Regions from separate parts of the Homo sapiens genome. Here region 2 is linked to region 1. Evidence: chromatin loops called from intact Hi-C (ENCODE). Cell type or tissue: Panc1. All regions are shown on one strand. Links, peaks and the distances in the headings refer to the core of each region. The heading gives the core; the rest is flanking DNA. Region 1 has its middle 120 kb from the start of GNAI1. Region 2 overlaps LOC105375371 (a long non-coding RNA gene).

The links. A loop is a pair of places that touch in the nucleus more often than their neighbours do. Peaks named below come from ENCODE experiments on the same cell type or tissue, not always from the same donor. Only the 100,000 strongest peaks of a DNase experiment are listed, where the experiment ranks them.
Region 2: a loop joins it to region 1, with 2.7 times the contacts of the local background. A loop is called at or near these places in 24 of 110 quality-filtered maps.

What each region holds. Positions count from the first base shown.
Region 1 is chr7:80,018,075-80,020,999 of GRCh38, forward strand. No RefSeq gene overlaps it. Among named protein-coding and RNA genes, the nearest start is that of GNAI1, 120 kb to the right of the region's middle. RefSeq lists an enhancer at 1,692-2,197. In Panc1, for the core only: CTCF peaks have their summits at 1,299 (motif pointing left) and 1,548; a DNase peak (open chromatin) is centred at 1,287; H3K27ac peaks cover 1,595 bases.
Region 2 is chr7:79,805,136-79,808,060 of GRCh38, forward strand. All of the region lies in intron 2 of LOC105375371 (a long non-coding RNA gene), which reads left to right. Among named protein-coding and RNA genes, the nearest start is that of GNAI1, 330 kb to the right of the region's middle. In Panc1, for the core only: CTCF peaks have their summits at 1,407 (motif pointing right) and 1,609; a DNase peak (open chromatin) is centred at 1,337.

The sequences.
Region 1 (2,925 bases), core at 245-2,744:
AATATTAGTAAAATTGAAGGATAAGTGAATTTGTGCCTGTCTGTTGGAAGCTTAGTGGCCATACTTAATGACTCATTGAAATTATCCATTAATGAGTCCTGAACCAACTTTCTGAAAACAATTACTTTGACGTTACTATGCTAAGTGAGGAGGATGCAAAAGTGAATAATGTCTAGTAGTCACTGCCCTAAGTCTGTTAAGAGAAACACATGTATAGAGCAGACATTCACAATTCAATACAGTGTGCACAAAGTGATGTTGACGTAGGGAATCAGAGACTGTTTTCCTGTAGATTCTATGAGGATTATATCATATGGAGAGAACAGTTCAACCACAAAGGAAAAAAAGGGTGTATCACGAAGATAATGAAGATATTTCATCATTGAATAACATGCATGGACCATATCAGTATGTCATATGATATTACATACTCTTTCCTGGTAATAATAATATTTCCAGGTAATTGAAGCCAGGAGAAAAATTGTGAAATTTGAAGATAAAATTATAAGATCAATAACTTTCTTTTTTGGCACAGAGTAAAAGGCAGATATTGGCAATCTGTAAGTATTTGTTGAATAAAAGAATACACGTTACACATTTTTGTATAAAATGGATCATTTAAGATTTGCAATGAGCCTACAAAAGACATAAAGAGACACAAAAAAGAGATAAAGAACCTACAAAAGAGATAAAGCATTATGACCTCCATTTGAGATAATACAGTTTAAGATAACAGACTTTAAAAGAATCAACCAAGATCACCCATATAGTAAGTGACTGAGTAGGGACTCAAACATGTTTTGATTTCAAAGGCAGCCACTTTCTATCACATAATACCCCTTCTACCTACACTTTGTTTATATATTCAAATTTCAAGATGTCTGGAGAGCAAGAAAATGTGTTTAGGACAAAGATAAGCGAGAAGTAGAAACCCTACTTTACTTTGAAATTTATCGCCAAATCCCCTATCAAAATCAGGGATAGCTTCATGAACACATGTAGTATGCAAGAATATATGTAATGTAATTCAACATCGGAGTCACTTTCCTCTAAGCAAAGAACTCTTGAGTCAGAAAACAATGACTGTAACACTGAGAAAGTAAGTCCTTGAACATTTTCTTAGTCTTTCTCCAATATGAAAATTCACTTATCAGATTAGTCCTGTTAACACTGTCTAAACAACCTCAGAACGCTTGGGAGAGACAGAATCACATTCACAGGGGGTTCATTGTAGTGAGGGTCTCAGTGATAGTGGAATATATATAGATGAGCGTTGAGAGCGCCACCTTGTGGCCAACATGGAGGAAGACAATCTGGCAGGAGAGCACCATAGGTGGCCAGGAAGTCAGGAACAAGCACAGATGATGAAAGTTTGAAGGTAGGTTGGGGGACGGGGAGGAAAGGCAAAAATGGAAAAACTCATTATTTTACTTATGCCTCGTCATACTTAAAGCCTGGGCTTTAAAAGAGAAGTGTAGGCATGGGACTATTATATTTTCCAATATTTTCCCCAGACTGTTTTAGAGTTTTAAAGAAGCCATAATCCATTGTGCTTCAGAGGAAGAATATGACATAGTGATGTAATATCTGAGATCATGCAGTTACTTGTAAAATTTCCTGTGTCATGGCCACAGTTTCCCAAGTTAGACCAGAACGAAAGTTACCAAGAGTAAAGCAGTGGATTGCTTTGCTAGTAAGTTCTCTAGTAAAATAAACAAGAAAAACTGTATTTTAAAAATAAGATAGTAGGACTCACAGGTAATATGGCTGAATAGGAACAGCTCCAGTCTGCAGCTCCCAGCAAGACCAATGCAGAAGGCAGGTGATTTCTGCATATCCAACTGAGGTACCCAGCTCATCTCACTGGGACTGGTTAGACAGTGGGTGCAGCCCACAGAGGGTGAGCCAAAACAGGGTGGAACGTTGCCTCACCTGGGAAGCACAAGGGGTAGGGGAACTCCCTCCCCTAGCCAGGGGAAGCCGTGAGGGACTGTGCCGTGAGGGATGGAGCTATCCGGCCCAGATACTACACTTTTCCCATGGTCTTCATAACCCACAGACCAGGAGATTCCCTTGGGTGCTGACACCACCAGGGCCCTGGGTTTCAAGCACAAAACTGGGCAGCCATTTGGGCAGACACCGAGCTAGCTGCAGGAATTTCTTTTGTACCCCAGTGGAACCCGGAACGCCAGAAAGACAGAACCCTCCACTCCCCTGGAAAGGGGGCTGAAGCCAGGGAGCCAAGTGGTCTTCCTCAGTGGATCCCACCCCCACAGAGCCCAACAAGCTAAGACCCACTGGCTTGAAATTCTCGCTGCTAGCACAGCAGTCTGAAGTCCAGCTGGGACACTCAAGCCTGGGGGGAGGGGCGTCCACCATTACTGAGGCTTGAGTAGGCGGTTTTCCCCTCACAGTGTAAACAAAGCCTCTGGGAAGTTCAGACTGGGCAGAGCCAACCACCGCACCGCAAACCCACTGTAGCCAGACAGCCTCTCTAGATTCCTCCTCTCTGGGCAGGGCATCTCTGAAAAAAAGGCAGCAGCCCCAGTCAGGAGCTTATAGATAAAACTGCCATCTGCCTGGGACAGAGGACCTGGGGGAAGGGGTGGCTGTGGGCACAGCTTCAGCTGACTTAAACATTCCTGCCTGCCAGCTCTGAAGAGAGCAGAGGATCTCTCAGCACAGCACTCAAGCTCTGCTAAGGGACAGACTGCCTCCTCAAGTGTGTCCCTGACCCCTGTGCTTCCTGACGGGGAGACATCTCCCAGCAGGGGTCAACAGACACCTCCTATAGGAGAACTCCAGCTGGCATCTGGAGAGTGCCTCTCTGGGACAAAGCTTCCAGAGGAAGGAGCAGGCAGCAATCTTTGCTGTTCTGCAGCCTCCGCTGGTGATACCCAGGCAAACACGGTCTGGATTGGACCT
Region 2 (2,925 bases), core at 221-2,720, 210 kb before region 1:
ATCATAGTTCACTGCACCCGTTCTAGAGTCCTCCTTACACCAAGTTGACCATATGGAAAGTACTGCCAAAGGAAGGTGGTACATCAGCTGATTCCAGTAGCTGTCACTTAAATTGCAAAGATCTGGACACACATCATTTAGTTAATTTTTGTTCATAGTAAAAGAGATTAAATTCTGACCTCTCAAGCAGAGGAAATAACAAATAGAAAAGTTTATTTCTTGTGAATTAGGAAATTTAAAGAAGCCAGAAATAGCTTAAGAGAGTTGTCTGAAATTGATGTGTGAAAAACTACATAGGGAATTTAAAAATAAGTTATCAGGGTAAACTAAACCATTAATTCTAATTTGTGTTTTTAACAATCAGATTTAGAAACACATATGTGTGTATGACCTGTGTTTCTAGAAAGGGAAGGAAGAAAAAAGTTCCTTAGTCTATAAAGATGTTTTTGCCGTCATTTATTCCTTAGTTTCTACACTAAGTAGATGTAAAAGGTAACTAAATCCTAAATACAGGTATTGAAGAGACCAGTGTTTGTTAGATTCCCTAATCTAAAGGTTGTAAACCACTAAAAATCTATAAATTATTCTGTTTTCTTTTCTTTTTTCTATCTGTCACAGCAGTGTTCTACCAAAATACATGCAAGAAAAATGTGTTGCTTATTTTTTGACCTATAAAAAGGAAAAAAATGAACAATTTTGATTCTTTTAACCAGCATTTCAAATTATATGGAGGTTTACAAAAATAAATATTTTGTACATTCCAGTAAATTTTTGTTTCAAGTTTCTATAAAAGCATACCGCAAATCTCAGTAGCTATTAAGAAAGTACTTCTGCTTTCTATTTCAGATTGTGTGGTATTCTCTTTTATCGAAATATGTGTATGGCCTTAAAAATACTTCTAGACACGTATTAATGAGTAGAAAAAAATTACTTCCTATTTAGAGCTATAAAAATGAGTGATTATTTCTCTATTTTCTAGTGTGCAGTTGTAATTGTCTTGTAACTTTGAAAACATTTTATGTGCAGCACCCTCTAAAGGATGCCCATGTGCTAATCCATGAACCTGTAAATACGTTAACTTACATGGCAAAAAAAAGAAAAAAGAAAAAAAAAGACTTTACAGATGTGATTATTTAAATTAAGGGTCTTGAAATGAGGAGATTATCCCGGATTATCAGGAGGGGCCCTAAATGTGATCCTCAAATGCATATTTATAAGAGAGAGGCAGGGGGAGATTTCACTATACATAAGAGGAGAAAACAATGCCTCCATGGAAGCAGCAATTAGGATGATGCAGCCACGTTCAAAAGATGTGGAAAAGATGAGAAATACATTCTTCCACGTTCAAAAGATGTGGAAAAGATGAGAAATACATTCTTCCCTAGAACCTCCAGAGGGAGCTGGAATCTGCCAATATCTTCATTTCAGTCTAGTGACACTGATTTTGGACGCCTGGCCTCCAGAATAAATTATTGTTATTTTATGCTACCAAATTAATGACAATTTGTTGTAGCAACCACGTAAAACTAATACAAAGAGTCATTGAGTTTAGATTCATATTGAACACTGTATAATTGGTCTAGATGGCATAAAAGGAATCTAAAAATATGTTTGCTATCTTTGATATATTTAGAATCTTATACAATATACAGAGGTATTATTGGGCAGGTGATATTGTTTGGCTTTGTGTCCCCAACCAAATTTCATGTCGGATTGTAATCCTCAATGTTGGTTGGAGGAGGGTCCTTTTAGAAGGTGATTGGATCATGCAAGTGAACTTGCTGTTCTGTAATAGTGAGTGAGTCCTCATGAAATCTAGTTGTTTAAAAGTGTGTACCACCTCCCCCTTTACTTGCCCATCCTCTCTCTCTCTCTCTCTCTCTCTCTCTCTCTCTCTCTCTCTCCCTCCCCCCTCCCCCCCCACCTCCTGCTGCAGTCATGTAGGATGTCCTGGCTTCCCCTTGACCTTCCAACATAATTGTAAGTTCCCCAGCCATGCTTCCTGTACAGCCTGTGGAACTGTAAACTAATTGGTACCAGAGAAGTGGAGCATTGATATAAATATACCTGAAAATATGGAAGCAGCTTTGGGACTGGGTAGTAGGCAGAGGTTGAAACAGTTTGGAGGATTCAGAAGACAAGAAGTGATTAATGGTGTTCTATATCTCCTAATAACTTTCTCTTCCACATTCATTCTAAAGGAACATTTTATGCACCTGAAATTTGCATTTTTCTCTACTTGGTGAGCAGTTATGACTACATATCTTTCAACATTAACATTGAATCATTTTCAAATGTTCATATCAGAGTTCTTATATTAAAAAATAAAATCTCAATTTTTTTTCTTGCCCAACAAGTTAGAAACCCTAGGTTCAGCTTCTCTGTATAAATTTCCCACTTTGGATTTAGTCTACTTTGTGTACTATAATGCAGCCAGTTTTTATTCTCTGAGCCATTCAGCCTTTATTTCTAACCTCTTTTTTTCCATATGTTAGACATATTAAATGTTCTTCCATAAGAATGATACAATAGTCTTTTCCCTGTATTATAAAAGTCCCACATTTGTGTCTCTGCTTTTATATATATTCTCTGCTGCTATATATATATATATAAAATATATATTTTGTATTTTACATATGTTAACATACATATATATACGTATGCTATACGTAACAAGCATGATTGTTTTTATTAGCAAGTCAAATCAAATCGCCTTTCTGATCAATGCCCTCCAATGGCTTCTCATCTCACTCAGAGTGAGAAGCAGTTGGATCATGGGACCAATATGATCTGAATCTTGGCTCATTCCCTTCTACTCTCTAACCCTTTCTTTCTCTCCAAAACCACTGGAACTGTGGGATATTTTAGGCACTCCCCTTCTTGCCCCATTATTCCCTTTCCCTGGAAAGTTCTTACCCTCAGTGT